3 separate regions of the Homo sapiens genome follow, and all the other regions are linked to region 1. The links are chromatin loops, found by intact Hi-C in ENCODE. Cell type or tissue: endothelial cell of umbilical vein. All regions are shown on one strand.

Region 1 (5,000 bases):
GCGATTCTCTCTTTCTTTCCATGACTCCTCCTAAATACAAGTAGTCCCTGTCAAGCCTCCTTTTATCACATTCGGCCATCTCACATCAGTGAAAAGATCCACTCTCAAGCTGTTTCTGTGTTTGTGATTCCAAAATTTGATTTTTCCAGCTGAGCTTGCTTCTTAGCAAGAGGCCCACATATGCAAATGCCCTATGGGTTCCACCATAATGGCATTCCACAGACACTCTCAATCCCAAACCAAATCAAAATGTTCTTCCCCCTAAGTCCTGGGGGGACTGTTGCAATCTACGTAATATACTCTTGAATATACTGTTGCAGTCTACGTAATATACTCTTGAAAAATAACTAGAAATAACATCAGATTATAAAAAGAAAACAAAAAGCCCAAGACAGACTGGCCTTTAGTAAAACTCTGAATAGCACACTTTAAAGTGAAATAACATAGGTACAACATTAAGGTTGGGCATTAGTTACAACCTTCCTTCATGTTTTACTTTCCAACATAGTCCCAAACATAGATATTTGTTTGTTTGTTTGTTTTTTGAGACGGAGTCTCGCTGTGTCACCCAGGCTGATGTGCAGTAGCATGATCTCGGCTCATTGCAAGCTCCGCCTCCCAGGTTGATGCCATTCTCCTGCCTCAGCCTCCCTAGTAGCTGGGACTACAGGTGCCCACCACGCCCGGCTAATTTTTTGTATTTTTAGTAGAGACGGGGTTTCACCGTGTTAGCCAGGACGGTCTCAATCTCCTGACCTCTTGATCCGCCTGCCTCAGCCTCCCAAAGTGCTGGGATTACAGGCGTGAGCCACCGTGCCTGGCCATAGTCCCAAACATATTTAAGAGTGATAGGCCAGGCGGAGTAGCTTACACCTGTAAACTACTGGGATTACAGTAGCAAAGTGCTGTAATCCCAGCACTTTGGGAGGCCAAGGCGGGTGGATCACTTAAGGCCAGGAGTTCAAAACCAGCCTGACCAACATGGCAACACCCCATCTCCATTAAAATTACAAAAATTAGCTGGGCATGGTGGCGCATGCCTATAATCCCAGCTACTCGGGAGGCTGAGGCAGGAGAATCACTTGAACCTGGGAGGCGGAGGCTGCTGTGAGCCCAGATCGAGCCACTGCACTCCAGCCTGGGTGACAGAGTGTGACTCTGTCTCCAAAAAAAAAAAAAAAAAAAAAAAAAAAAAAGGGAGTGATAAACTGCTAATAAGTATTTAAAGTATTATATCATGAAATACATTATCAGCATTATAAAAATATACTCCAGAAAACAAAAAATACAACTTTCCACTAGGCTCCCGGGGGCATCACAGCAAACTGTTATGACATTAGTCATCAATCGAAGGTCAGGCCTGGAGGTTTTAGTTTTTGGAAGTGTGCAGCCGTCTCATGGATGTAGCCCTAAACCAACTTCAGACAGAGAGCAAGACCTCTTAGATAGCACATGCTTTAAATATGTTTAAGGACATTTTCATTTTTATTTCAAAACTCACTAGAGATCTCAGACTGTGCAGATCAAATTATTAAATTCCAATAGAGCGATACGTTGAAAAGCCAAAGCAGGGTTAAGAAGAGAAATTTCTCGTTTGGAAAAGGGTTTTACAGATTTAAAAACAAACAGTTTTGTGGAAGAAAGAGCTCAGGGATGCAGGGCCTCAATGGGATGTTTAAAATGAGGCCCCTCGTGTATTTTGAACTGATGATATATGATAAAATCAGTGTGGAGATCCAGCCAAATGTACTGGAAGTAATCTTAAGGATAACTCAAAACCACAACTGAAATCAATATCCTAAGAATTCAAAATATTAACCAGACAGATAATTGTATGACTTATTAAAATAATGTACACAAATTCAAAATATAATTTTGCCCTTTATTATTATTAGGACATGTTTTCTCTAGTATTATGCCGCCAATAAATGAAAATACTTTAAAATAAAATTACACACGTGTATTTCAGAAAAAAATACATACATTTAAATGTTTCAAAAAATTAAATGAGTACCATTTGCCAGTCTCAGCATCAGAGGTAGCATTACAGATCCAGGAACTGCCTGCCTAAAAGCCAATAACTGCTCTCTAGAAAATGCCAGAAGACTCCAGTTAAAAATATACACTCAAACATTATATAATACATTGGCTAAAACAAAAATCAAAAGCCACAGATTCGAGAATGTTTGATCTGCACAACACAGGGTGGTTTCTTGTGTTTTCTTCTGAAGGGATTAGAAGTGAGTGAGACTGTCATAAAGACAAATGCTGAACATACATTCTGGAGTTTAATTTTAACTAAAAGAGCAAATACTTGGGCTGCAGGAAACAACAACTGAGTGAGTACAAAGGAAGGCATGGGCTAACTTCTAACGTTTACATCATCTGATTAATTCCAACAATAAAATCTAAACACTGATCATCCCCTCCAATCTTCAGAGCAAGCTGACTCTACAGTGAAGAATACGAGAGCCCTATCAGCTGACTCTGGTATGTTTAAACGATTATAATGTAAAGCATGTTCATTCTCTTAAGTGAAAGGAAATGACTGCCAAATGCTTCCTTCACAATCTCTCCAGAATAGGGCAGGTCCTTTAATGTGAGATTTTCCTGACATTCCAATTGTAGCAGACATTGAACAAACAGAGACGCATTAAAAGCCGACCTGGTTCTATTATCTTTTATTGAAGGCCTAGCAAAGATCAGACATGAGCCCTGTGCTATTTACATTTTTTGGTGCATTAATCACTTTTATACTCAAGGGCTTTAGAAAAATTCAATGGATTTTTTTTTTTAATGAAAAACAAAATAAAAAAAAAACACAGGATGTAACCACAGCTATATTGGTCTTTTTCTCAGGAAGGTCAGAAAAGCTTTAAAAACAGGAAGTCTGTGCTATAAGGTTGAGAAATGTTTGTTTTAACAGCCTAAGGCGTCATGGTTGCAGTTTGCAGTCAGCTGCTATGGAGGACTATAGTTTATTCTTCCCAGCCAAGGATTAATGTCCCTAGGGAAAAGGCCAAAAAGGTACTCATATAACTAGAAAAGCACATTATCCTAAAATAAGACTTGTTATAAAATCTGAATCATAAATCTTACAAGATACCTTTCAACATTAAATAGGAACTAATTTAGTAACTGGAGGAGGAACAGTTTGTCTTTTGTGGTAATTTATAAAGGCTAAGGAAAAACCATAGTAACCAATGCTAAGACAACCTCCTAGAAACAATTAGCAGTGGGTTAAGAATTGGTGCTTGCCATTTGATACAAGTTTTCTATTGATTACCTCTATTTTAATCATTATACTAATATTAATTATTAAAATCAAATGTAAAAATGACACTCTTGCTTGAATGCAAATTCTTGCAAAAAAGGCAGATTAACTTTAAAAATGTTTTATCCCTAACAAAATGGTTGGTCTCTGCTTTTAAGAAAAAAATTTTTTTTAATTAAAAACTTTGGCCAGGCACAGTGGCTCACATCTATAATCCTAGCACTTTGGGAGGCTGAGGTGGGCGGATCACCTGAGGTCAGGAGTTCAAGACCAGCCTCGCCAACACGGTGAAACCCCATCTCTACTAAAAATACAAAAATTAGCTGGGCGTGATGGCAGGCACCTGTAGTCCCAGCTACTTGGGAGGCTGAGGCAGAAGAACCACTTGAACCCGGGAGGCAGAGCCTGTAGGGAGCCGAGATTGTACCACTGCACTCCAGCCTGGGCAACAAGAGCAAAACTCCATCTCAAAAATAATGATGATGATAATAATAATAATAGTAATTGCAAACTTCAACTACAGTGCTAAACAGTCTTAACATACCTAACATTAAAGGTATTTTATTTCAAAAATTACAATTTTCTGATTCCATTCTTTATACTTAGCTTACACAGGCAATCAAAATGAGGCTTTTTCATGGTGGACTCCATTTTAAATGGAATTAAACGTTATATTATGAAAACTTTAAGCCAAAAATATCCAAATATTAATATTAAAATACACATAGCACATGAATTTAAAATTCATTTGGCTTTTAAAGGGTAGTGATTGGAAAAATCCTATCATGATAAAGTGCTTTAAAATACAAACATAAATGGCTAATACCACAAAGTTTGCCATTCACCCCAAGAAGTAATTTTCTATTTGATAGTTATAGCTATCTTTAAATTTTTAAATATTTATTTCTACAATATCTCTAGAGAGGATTGAACTACTGCCATTTAACAGATGGGAGTAAAATGAAATTCTCTCAACTTTATCTTTTCCCTTATGGTTCAGAAGACATCACTCTAATAACTTTATCTTTCCAAGGGGCATCATTCAAGTAACAACTCATCCTAAAAGGCCCATACTGGCTTTCAGTTGAGTGTATTCTGTATTATGCTCTGGCGTCTTTCCTGAAAATTGGAAGACAATAGAGTAACGCCTTCAAATTTTTGAGGAAAATAGTCTCCAACCTACAGTTCTATACCCGGCCAAACTGTGAGATAATCAAGGATGAGCATAAAATAAAGACATTTTCAGACACACACAGCCTCAAAACATTTACTTCCCATGTACCCTTCTCAGGAAAATACTTCACAAACAACAGAGGGAACCCCAACCAAGAAGCCATGAAAAATGATCTGAGAGTCATATGAAAGGGAAGTCTTCTTCCAACAACTCAGTGGCAGATCTAGACACCAAAATGAGGCAATGGGTTCCAGGAGGATAGCACCAAGGCTGATCTATAGATTAATATTTTCCATTACACTGATTTTCCAATAGTTCTGTTGGAAAATTTAAGGGTGATTTAGAGACGGGGCATACAAAACAAAACAAAGAATCAAAAGAGAGACAATTATTAATTCCAGGAAAGAAGTTGTACAAGAAATGTAATTCAATCATACCACAATTTTTTTTTTTAAGACGGAGTCTCACTCTGTCGCCAAGCCGGAATGCAGTGGAGCGATCCTGGCTCACTGCAACCTCCGCCTCCTGGGTTCAAGTGATTCTCCTGCCTCA
Region 2 (5,000 bases), 320 kb before region 1:
ATGTCACAGAGGGCATTTGTAAGAAATAGAAATAAACAAAATACACAATTGAAAAAATAAAAAAAGGTGAATCTAACAAAATCCTTTTTTAAAAAAATCCTTTTATGCTTATATTTTTACCTAACCTGGAAAATGAATATCTCTATCTATATATCTCTCTGTCTATCCATCTATCTATCTAGATAAAAACAAACTTAGCCAAAACTTTTTCCTCTCCCCTGGGTCTCATTCTTCATTCCTAGCTTTCTAAAAATTCAGCAAAGACAAAACATTTGCCTTTTCCTATCAACCATAAACACCCACTTTGAACACAGCCAGTATCTACCCCCACCCCTCCATCTAGGAGCTTTAATTATGGCCCTGAAGTACGCATAACTCACACTAGCAGTAGAGTCCATCTATGAGGGACGTGGAGGCCCTCAAGAGATATGGTCAGCATCTGTTACGCCAGCACACCAGAGCAAACATCTGCTGCAAGGTTGTGCTGAAAACATTTCTATCAAGTGGGCCATCCTGTCTGGAAGATTACCAGCCCTGGAGGGATGTTTGCGAGCAAAGTTTCAGCTCTTCGTGAAGCAGCCCTCTGACCAAAGCAAGCGATACAGAGTGCTGCAGAGAACACGATGTGCATTCTCTGGGGGCATTTTCAAGGGTTTCCATTTCATAGAAAATGAAAGGATTCTAAACCATGTAGAGACGGTGGAAAATATAGTTGGATACTACCCAATGAAGATGTGCACCAAAATACCATGATGAAGTTTATCCTGAAAGTAGGAGAAGGAGAATGTGGTGGGCTTACTCATGAGAAGGAATAGCAAGGTGCTCAGATTGGACTTCTGCAGGGATTCGTCCCCAAGTTCCCAAAGACTCAACCTACCAAGAAGGAGGCTACTTTGCCAGAAACTGTCCTACACTTTATAGTACTTGATCTTACCTTTCCAGATGTTTCTGTGAATTTTTTAGTCTAGTGCACCATCAGTTCACCAACTGCTCTAGGAAGATCCAAATACAACAGTTCTTATTTCCGCCTCCATCAAGGGTAATAAATGCCAAGTAAGATGCAGTATCCTATTTAGCGTGGCCTGTGTGACTGGGGGCCCAAAGCCAGGAACCATAGCATCCACATCATCTGGGCCTTTCTGATTGGACCGTAGCATGACAAAGAGCAGTGGCTTAGGGGACCCTCCTTTCTCTTGCTGACTCAATCTAAACTGCTCTGGGTGAGCACTCCCCCTTTCCAAGTCCTGTTTAATTCTACTCATAAAATGGGGTTGGTTTTCTAACAGCTCAAGGTGTTTTAAGAATAATACACAGTGTTCATAAAGCATAATGGGCATCTCCCAACAAATGGACCCAAGCGCAGGCAAGGTCCATTTCTGGTTATTTCTGTTATCAATATTATTTGAAAAGCATAGGTAAGATAAAATAGCAACCCTCAACTCTGATGCATCCAGAACTGGGCAACTACATAATACAGAGACAATTTACATGAATGAAAGTTTAATGGCATCAAATCAACTATGGATTACTAGTATCCAGGTAAAAGTAAAAACTATATAGAGTTGAAAATGTTGCTAAGAAAATATATTAACATATAAAAATACCTTTTAAAACTTCCTTCATTTTTTGTTTATAATTTGAAGGGCAATTAGAAGCTTCAGATGATAGGAGCTCAAGGCCCACGATTTTGCCATGAAGGCTGGCCACCTCCAATCTCCACCTGGGGACTTAAAACACTGCAAAATCCTATACACCATAACCCAAGAAAAATCCCTGATTTCTCCACTAAGGGCTCCTGAGACCAGAAAGACAAGATGAAGGATGGTGACCTATACTTTGGGAAAACCAAATTAGCTGCCATTTCTTGACATTCTATAATCCCAACTTTCAATTTCTAATGCAGGTGGCTCTAACTGCACAGGTAGGACAGAGCTGAAATCCAATGTAAACAGACACAATTCATCTTGCACACAACACTATACAGAGCTTTCCCCATTATTAAAAAGCTTCACCAAAATCTTGATTGGAAGTATGCTAAACATACTGCCCACAATTCCAAATTAAACAATTTTGAGAAATATTTCTTGCTTTTCAGATTCTCAAAATATTTGAAGTTCGACAACTACATACAGGCAAGATCATTCTGACCATCAACTACTCAATTAATTCTCACTACTGTCCTGGGAAGCAGATAATATTATCACCATTTTATAGATGAGAAAACTAAAGCACAGAGAGATGAAATAATTTGTCCAAGGACAGCGGGAGTGGAAAAGGAATTCACACACATTTCCGTTTTCCAGTAATTTAACTTAAGAAAGGAGCTACTGCAGAGAACAAACTTATCAGTCATGGAATCCCACATCACTCAGTGCTGGAGAGGGGGAATGAGCAACAAAAAAGTGACAAATCATAAGGTCTGAGTCCCAACTCTCAGCCAGAGTCACCCAATTGCTTCAGAAGACTGTTACCCCAAGGAAATAAGAAAAAAATACGTTAACTTGCTCTGTAAACCATAAAATCCACTACTAGTATATATATATATTATATCTCCATGAAGCACTTACCACAGTTACACTTGGTTTTTGTTTGCATTTCTTAGCAGGTGATTAATACTTTAAGGGGAGAGAAACTGTATTACTCATTTTTATATCCTCAGCATCTATCTAAAATGTCTTTCCCATAGAAACTCAAACGTCTGTTGAGTGGTTGAGTGAGTAAATAAATGTAAATAAAATAAAAAAGAAAACATATTTTAAGGGCCAAACAGCCCAAAGGCATTCCATGAGGGAAGTTTGTTACTAAACTTTCAGATAAGGTGTCTAGTATTTCCTGTAATAAGATATTGTATATTCCCCTTCTCCTGCCCACAGAATAAATCAAGTACAAAGAAACTAAAAATAATAATACCAAAGAATGAGCAATTTCCGGGTCGGGTGCAGTGGCTCATGCTTGTAATCTGAGCACTTTGGGAAGCCGAGGCGGGTGGATCACAAGGTCAGGAGTTCAAGACCGGCCTCGCCAATATGGTGAAACCCCATCTCTACTAAAAATATAAAAAATTAGCCGGGCGTGGTGGCACACGCCTGTAGTCCCAGCTACTCGGGAGGCTGAGGCAGGAGAATAGCTTGAACCCGGGAGGCAGAGGTTGCAGTGAGCTGAGATCACGCCACTACACTCCAGCCTGAGCAACAGAGTGAGGCTCTGTCTCAAAAAAAAAAAAAAAAGAATGAACAATTTCCTCTTTGGTCTTGTCTGCATAAAAAAGGAACCTCTCCTGCTCAGCTATGCAGGCACCTGGAGACATTTGAAGCTGGAGGTAGGAAAAAAAAAAGGTGAAGGTGAGCTTGACCTAGAAGGGCAACTGTGAACAAGGTGCTTTGAGGAAGCAATGTCAAACCTGTGTGGACCTTTTTGTAAACAGGTTAATTTCCTAAATTCTTTTGTGGGAATATAAGACATCCGTGTTTCTAAAACGGGAGAGGAGAGGAAACAAAAACCAAAACCAAAACCACCACCATGCACTGAAGGCCTGCAGTGGGGGCACAGGAGGAAGTATGAGAGGTTCCATGCCTGAGTTGTGATGTTTGCAGAGAATTAGCCAGTGAGAGTGCCCAAGGAACACGGGAGCACAAATCTGAGAAGGAACACTCGAACGAGGACCAATTCTATTATTATTATTCTGCTCTGTAAGGCATAGGTGACACCACCCCTCTCTCTGTGCTTAAAGGACAGCCATTCCATTAACTACCCACCTTGAATGGATTCCAGAGAAAGACTTTGTTCCCCAAGAAATATTAGCAAAAGCCTTCAAGCCAGGGCTAAGAGCCTTAGTGACAAGTGAGAAGGCACAGAACAACTGAGCAGAGATCATCTCTTGAAAACCTATGCTAATTATCCTGTTTCTACCATCAGGAAAGTGGGAGGGGGGAAGGGCTGCTGTGCTATCACTTGGGGTCCATTCTGGGGTCAAATTTGAATCCCAGCTTCTAGAGCTGAATTCAATGTGGAGTTTGTTGTCCATGCCAAAATTCAAAGGCTGATCAAGTTGAAGAACGTGACATGGACATAATGTGAAGTACATGAAAACTCACATACAAAGTACCTGCCCTCCTGGAACCAGTCCCCAGTTATCACAGAGCCGAGAGGAAACCAGTCCCCTATTATCAAATCCTCTTACTCTTGACTAGAGTGATGGAATTTGGGAAGAATGCAGCAGACTTCTAAAGACTGCTCAGCTACAAGCAGGATCTTCATCTCCTTTTCAGCTGTGGATAACAACGGAAGCAGTCAGCCGTCTAATAAATCAAGTTTAATTTTAACAGCATGAAGTATTGCCCGCTTTGTAATTATACTTCCAAAGGTAAAACCCAACTCGAATTAACTTAAAAAAATTGTTATTGAGGTAAAATTCACATAACATAAAATTAATCATTTTAAAGTTTACAATTCAGAGGCAGTTAATACATCTACAATGCGTGCAGCCCTCAGATCTAATTCCAAAACGCTTTCATCATCCCCCAAAGGAGACCCCTCCCCCTCATTAAGCAGTCAAAGTGAACTTTTTCCACAATGGCATTCTTTGTGATATATCATGCTTTCTCCACAGTATCAGTTTATTCACTTTCAACAGCATCTTTGCATTTTAAAGGTAAGGGAAAACTCAAAGGACCATGAGAACTAACACTCACAAATGTGCTTTCCAGTCTACCACGTGACTGTATACACATCTGGTGAGACAGTTATCTCAGGCAAAATGTACTGTGTGTCTTCCCTGGGAGGAGAAACAGGAGCTGATTCTAATGGAATGTTTACTATGTGACAGATACTGAGTCAGAAACAGCACAGCAGCTAAGACTGGGTGCTCTGCAACCACACTGCCCAAGTTCCAGTTCCAATTCAGTGTGAACTCTGTGTTCTTTGGGCAAGTCATCATAATCTCTCTGCCTCCTTTCTCTTCACACGTATTGTGATGGCAACACCACCACTTGCCTCATGGA
Region 3 (5,000 bases), 110 kb before region 1:
AAAGCAAGGGAGTTCAATTAATTTTTTAAATAAACATTTCACTGGATTTTTTTTTTTTAATGATCAATCCTGTTGACAGTTTTCCCGTCCATCTTCCAGAAGAACTCACTACTCAACCAACTGCCTGGTATTCAGCTGTGACTGTGAGGATGGATAACTATATTTCCTTAAGAAATAGCAGGAAGGTATCTCATCCAAGCAGAAAATAAGACCAACAGTTGTCCAGGTCTCAGTGGTTCTGCATTTCTTCCTAAAAGAGAAATATGTCTCTAAACATCTCTTTCCCGCCTCATGGGGTTGGGGGAAGCAATATGCTCAGAAAAATTTTAACTACTCCAGGCAGCTGAATAAAACAAGCTGAAAACCCTAGATGTGTTCTCCACATTACTGTGACAGAATGCAAGTGTGTATTCGAAAGATTTCCTCGCTGGAATTATAAAGCGTACAGCAAGCCAGCCTGCTGTACTGCCACCTCGCTCTTGCTCCCAGACTCCCTCCCATGGACTAAGCAGGAACGAACATACGAGCTGTGAATCTGGTAGGGGAAACAGGAAACATCCAACCAGGAACACACTGGAGAGAAGAGAAAACAGTTAACCACCTATGAGAAGATGGCGCTGATTCCAGCAGGTGACAGGTGGGACGTGAAGGGCATTCCCGGCCCTCCAGCAGAAGCAACGTCACGGAGCTGGGTGCTGGGTGGGTTGCACCGTTCTGAGGCAGCACGGTTCTCTCCAATGACTCTCACACAGGAACCAGACCTGACTCTGTTTCTTCCAGGACGGTCCTCCCTCACTCCACAGCCTCTCATGGCAGCTGGACACCCACCAGGGCTGGATTCCACACACAGAAACCACATCCAATGCTCTGTTACTAGAAGTCGACCATCTGGATTTCAAAGACCTCTGTCTCTTTCTGTCCTTTGTTAATCAGTCTCCCTTCCCACTCAACCCTCTCCCCTCCATGCCAGAGAAAAGGATTTTTAAATCTGATGAGTTTTTCAGGGAAGCAGAAATGTGAGATTACACTGTTCTTTAGCCTCACCTCATGGTTTTGCTACAGAGATCAACGTCTTCTAACACAGCTTTGCCCATACTCTTCCTGAGGCTGAACCAAAAAATCTTTCATGAACAGTACTGTCTCCACCAGCAGAATGTAAATATACCACAGCACTGACTTCAAAACACTGAAGTAGAGAGTCTTAACTCTCCTTAGACAGAAGGCAGAAGGCTGCAAACATCCCCCAGCAGACTGCAATTGTGCTGTTCCAACTGACAAGCCCAGTAAGCACTGCCCATGACAGGACCTCCTGCAGAACTTCTCCCAGCCTGGCGGACAGCGGGGCAGGGGTCACCCTCAGAGGCTCGCCTTCTCTTTGCTCCCTAGCCATCACACTACACTGGGATGAGACACAACAAGCACCCAAATGACACAGTGACCATTTCTTTTGGTCACTGAGGTTCACGAGATGGGCTGTTTTTCTTTTTCAATCGAGGAGCTGAAATCCTACCAGCCACCTAACAATTAACAACCCCAACCCTGTCCACGGTTAAAATCAACGAAAAAAGCAAGGCCAACTTCTTGTATAACTTCCTTCATACGGGAAAAACATCAAGTTCAACGTGTGTTAATCAAGTGTCAGGTCAATGTACCACGCAAATATATTTGATGTTTTTTGCTAAGGCCAATACTAAACTGTTAAACACAGAGAATATGAGGAAAAACAAGGTTAAAAAAAGTGTATAGATGTCCAACCCTCTTTTAATAATTCCAAAAAAACACAAAGCTACTTAGGCAAAAATAAATCACAAATCTATTCAGGAGCACTGTAAAACGGAAGAGAATTATCTAAAGGGATTCACCGGCTACTGACTAATTTTAATATGAAATGCCTCACAAATCTCCCTGTGCCACCAACAAATCACCAGCTGAGGCAAATCCCAGATAATGAAACATTGTAAGAAGGGCTCTTTTTAATAGTTTAGCCCATCAAGGAGTGAGTATTGATTCTTATTTTCAGCAGAAGGAGACAGTCTTATCTCCAGCCTTACAGCTCAGTGACAACATCAGAGAATTTAATCACAGAGCCTTTTCTGCCATGCAATCCTTAAACTGTCACCTAGGATTCTGTGCCATTCCTCATCCATTTGTAGAGAAACTCCTGGTCTCACAGATGTGTCTGCCTACTTAAACCACAGTAACCATATTATATGGTTGGCTGTGTCCCACCCAAATCTGACTTTGAACTGTAATAATGCCCACGTGCCAAGGACGGGGGCTGGGTGGAGATAAATGGATCACGGCGGCGGTTTCCCTCACACTGTTCTCATGGTAGAGAATACGTCTCACAACATCTGATGGTTTCATAAATGGGAGTTTCCCTGCACAAACTCTCTTGTCTGCCACCATTTAAGATGTGCCTTTGCTTCTCCTTTGCCTTCCACCATGATTGTGAGGCCTACCCAGCCACATGGAACTGTGAGAGTCCATTAAACCTCTTTCCTTTATAAAAATCACCCAGTCTCCGTATGTCTTAATTAGTGGCCTGAGAACAGACTAATACACCATAGCAGCACTTCAAGTCCTACAGATTAAACACATCTATCTATCAATTACCATTTGCCAGCTGTTTTTCTTTAAGAATTTTTTAACAATTCATCAGATATCTTTGTGCATTTCCAACTTGTTTGTTAAGAAATCTGCTCAGTATCTTAAGAGCAGATTGAAAATCATAATAATAGCTGTGCCAATTCTCTGGACATCTGTGGATATTTGTAATATATCCAAGACAATGCCAGTAACAAAAGAAAAAGCCAGGGGGAAGTGATAGCGAAATCAGTCATTATTTCCTTATCCTGACATAGGAAGATCAGAAAGTCCCCCACCTTCCAGAGAAAATTAACCAAATACTAAAGTTAGCAGTAATATTAATTCAAAAGTGTCCCTGCATCTTTAAATACTAAAAAAGTACTCAAAACACAGAAAAAATTACACTGAAAACAAGCCAATACTTTTTTTTTTTTTTTTTTTTTTGAGACAGAATCTTGCTGTGTCACCCAGGCTGGAGTGCAGTGGTGCAATCTCGGCTCACTGCAAGCTCCGCCTCCAGGGTTCACACCATTCTCCTGCCTCAGCCTCCCGAGTAGCTGGGACTACAGGTGCCCGCCACCATGCCCGGCTAATTTTTTGTATTTTTAGTAGAGACGGGGTTTCACCGTGTTAGCCAAGATGGTCTCTATCTCCTGACCTTGTGATCCGCCTGCCTCGGTCTCCCAAACTTTTTTTTTTTTTTTTTTTTGAGACAGAGTCTTGCTATGTCAGCCAGGTTGGAGTGCAGTGGTGTGATCTTGGCTTGCTGCAACCTCCACCTTCTGGGTTCAAGCAGTTCTCCTGCCTCAGCCTCCCAAGTTGCTGGGATTACTAGCGTGCGCCACCATGCCCGGCTGTTTTGTATTTTTAGTAGAGATGGGGTTTCACCATGTGGGCCAGGCTGGTTTCCAACTCCTGACCTCCAGTGACCCACCCTCCTCAGCCTCCCAAAGTGCTGGGATTACAGGGATGAGCCACCATGCCTGGCCAAGCCAATACTTTTTAATTCAAGTACAAATCAAACTACATCACTGAGAGGAATGTTCCCCAATCCAGTTACACTACCCTACTATCCATTATCACTGTTGCTGTGAATAATTAGTACCCCCTTCCAGGGAGTGGGGGGTACAGACCACGTGACAGTGGGTGTCACTGTGGTGACAAGACTGTTTGAGAGTGGGAGGTGGGAGCAATCATTTATGCTGGTAATTTGCCTTAAGATGTTATTCCCAAACATCCTTCCATGATCCTTTGGATTGAGATACCTTAATCCCAACTGCCTTCATGTCCAAGGTCACCACACACACACACACACACACACACACACACACACACACACACACATCTTCCTTCCATGATCCTTTGGATTGAGATACCTTAATCCCAACTGCCATCATGTCCAAGGTCAACACACACACACACACACACACACACACACACACACACACAAACACACACACAGACACACATCTTCTATTAGAGAGAACCGAAGGCATTTGACAGCTGCCTTTTTAGGTCCTTCTGCCTTTCCATCCAAACTATCCATCGTTAACAAGGCCCTATGGCAGTGCAGCAGCGCTCTCCATTCTAATCAGGCATCGAAGAGAAACTTCACTGTCTGTAGGCTGCAACCAAGGGCAGCAGCCTCACAACAAAAGTGCACCCTTTGTGTGGCAATCATTTACCTGTTGTAAAAGCACAGTACCCTTCTCTCTAATAAAAATTCGAAAGGCCAAAAATCAGCATTACATAATGGCCAAACATAAAGAAATGAAAAGCAGTCTGGGTGCGGTGGCTCATGCCTGTAATCCCAACACTTTGGGAGGCCGAAGTGGGTGGATTACAAGGTCAAGCGATCGAGACCATCCTGGCCAACATGGTGAAACCCCGTCTCTACTAAAAATACAAAAAAATCAGCCAGGCGTGGTGGCGGGCGCCTGTAGTCCCAGCTACTCGGGAGGCTGAGGCAGGAGAATCACTTGAACCTGGGAGGTGAACGCTGCAGTGAGCTGAGACTGCGCCACTGCACTCCAGCCTGGTGACAAGAGTTAGACTCCATCTCAAAAAAAAAAAAAGGAAAAGAAAACATAATAAAACAGCCTCACGCTATGTTCACTGGAAAATTTATATGCATGTATATGTTTTATAAGTTATAGAAGCCCATAAGAATTCCAATAGTTCAGGGGAAAAAAAAAGAAAAAAAAAAAACTAAACTTGAGCTATATACCGATGTCTACCCACTAAAATTACTAAAACTATAGCCAGGAATACTTGTTTGGTTTCGTGCCCCTCTCCTTTACAAGGGAGGTAGAAAGCAAGGTGGAGAGACACCCAACAGTCACTTCCGTTTTAAAAAACAAAAACAAAACCAAAAAACTTACACACAGCAGATTTTTCTGGCTAGTATTGGC

Evidence for each region. Peaks named below come from ENCODE experiments on the same cell type or tissue, not always from the same donor. Only the 100,000 strongest peaks of a DNase experiment are listed, where the experiment ranks them.
Region 2: it touches region 1 in a loop (11-fold over the local background); 8 of 110 quality-filtered maps call a loop at or near these places.
Region 3: a loop joins it to region 1, with 5 times the contacts of the local background. A loop is called at or near these places in 4 of 110 quality-filtered maps.

The regions. Positions count from the first base shown.
Region 1 is chr1:8,709,992-8,714,991 of GRCh38, forward strand. The region is part of intron 1 of RERE (arginine-glutamic acid dipeptide repeats); the gene reads right to left. Among named protein-coding and RNA genes, the nearest start is that of RERE, 110 kb to the right of the region's middle. RefSeq lists an enhancer at 332-832. In endothelial cell of umbilical vein, no CTCF peak of the experiment used is centred here; DNase peaks (open chromatin) are centred at 2,500 and 2,910; H3K27ac peaks cover 3,410 bases.
Region 2 is chr1:8,392,264-8,397,263 of GRCh38, forward strand. All of the region lies in intron 12 of RERE (arginine-glutamic acid dipeptide repeats), which reads right to left. Among named protein-coding and RNA genes, the nearest start is that of RERE-AS1, 30 kb to the right of the region's middle. RefSeq lists an enhancer at 3,466-3,665. In endothelial cell of umbilical vein, no CTCF peak of the experiment used is centred here; DNase peaks (open chromatin) are centred at 2,848, 4,228 and 4,888; H3K27ac peaks cover 3,165 bases.
Region 3 is chr1:8,597,740-8,602,739 of GRCh38, forward strand. All of the region lies in intron 4 of RERE (arginine-glutamic acid dipeptide repeats), which reads right to left. Among named protein-coding and RNA genes, the nearest start is that of SNORD128, 110 kb to the left of the region's middle. RefSeq lists an enhancer at 693-1,192. In endothelial cell of umbilical vein, a CTCF peak has its summit at 480; DNase peaks (open chromatin) are centred at 502 and 2,792; H3K27ac peaks cover 2,132 bases.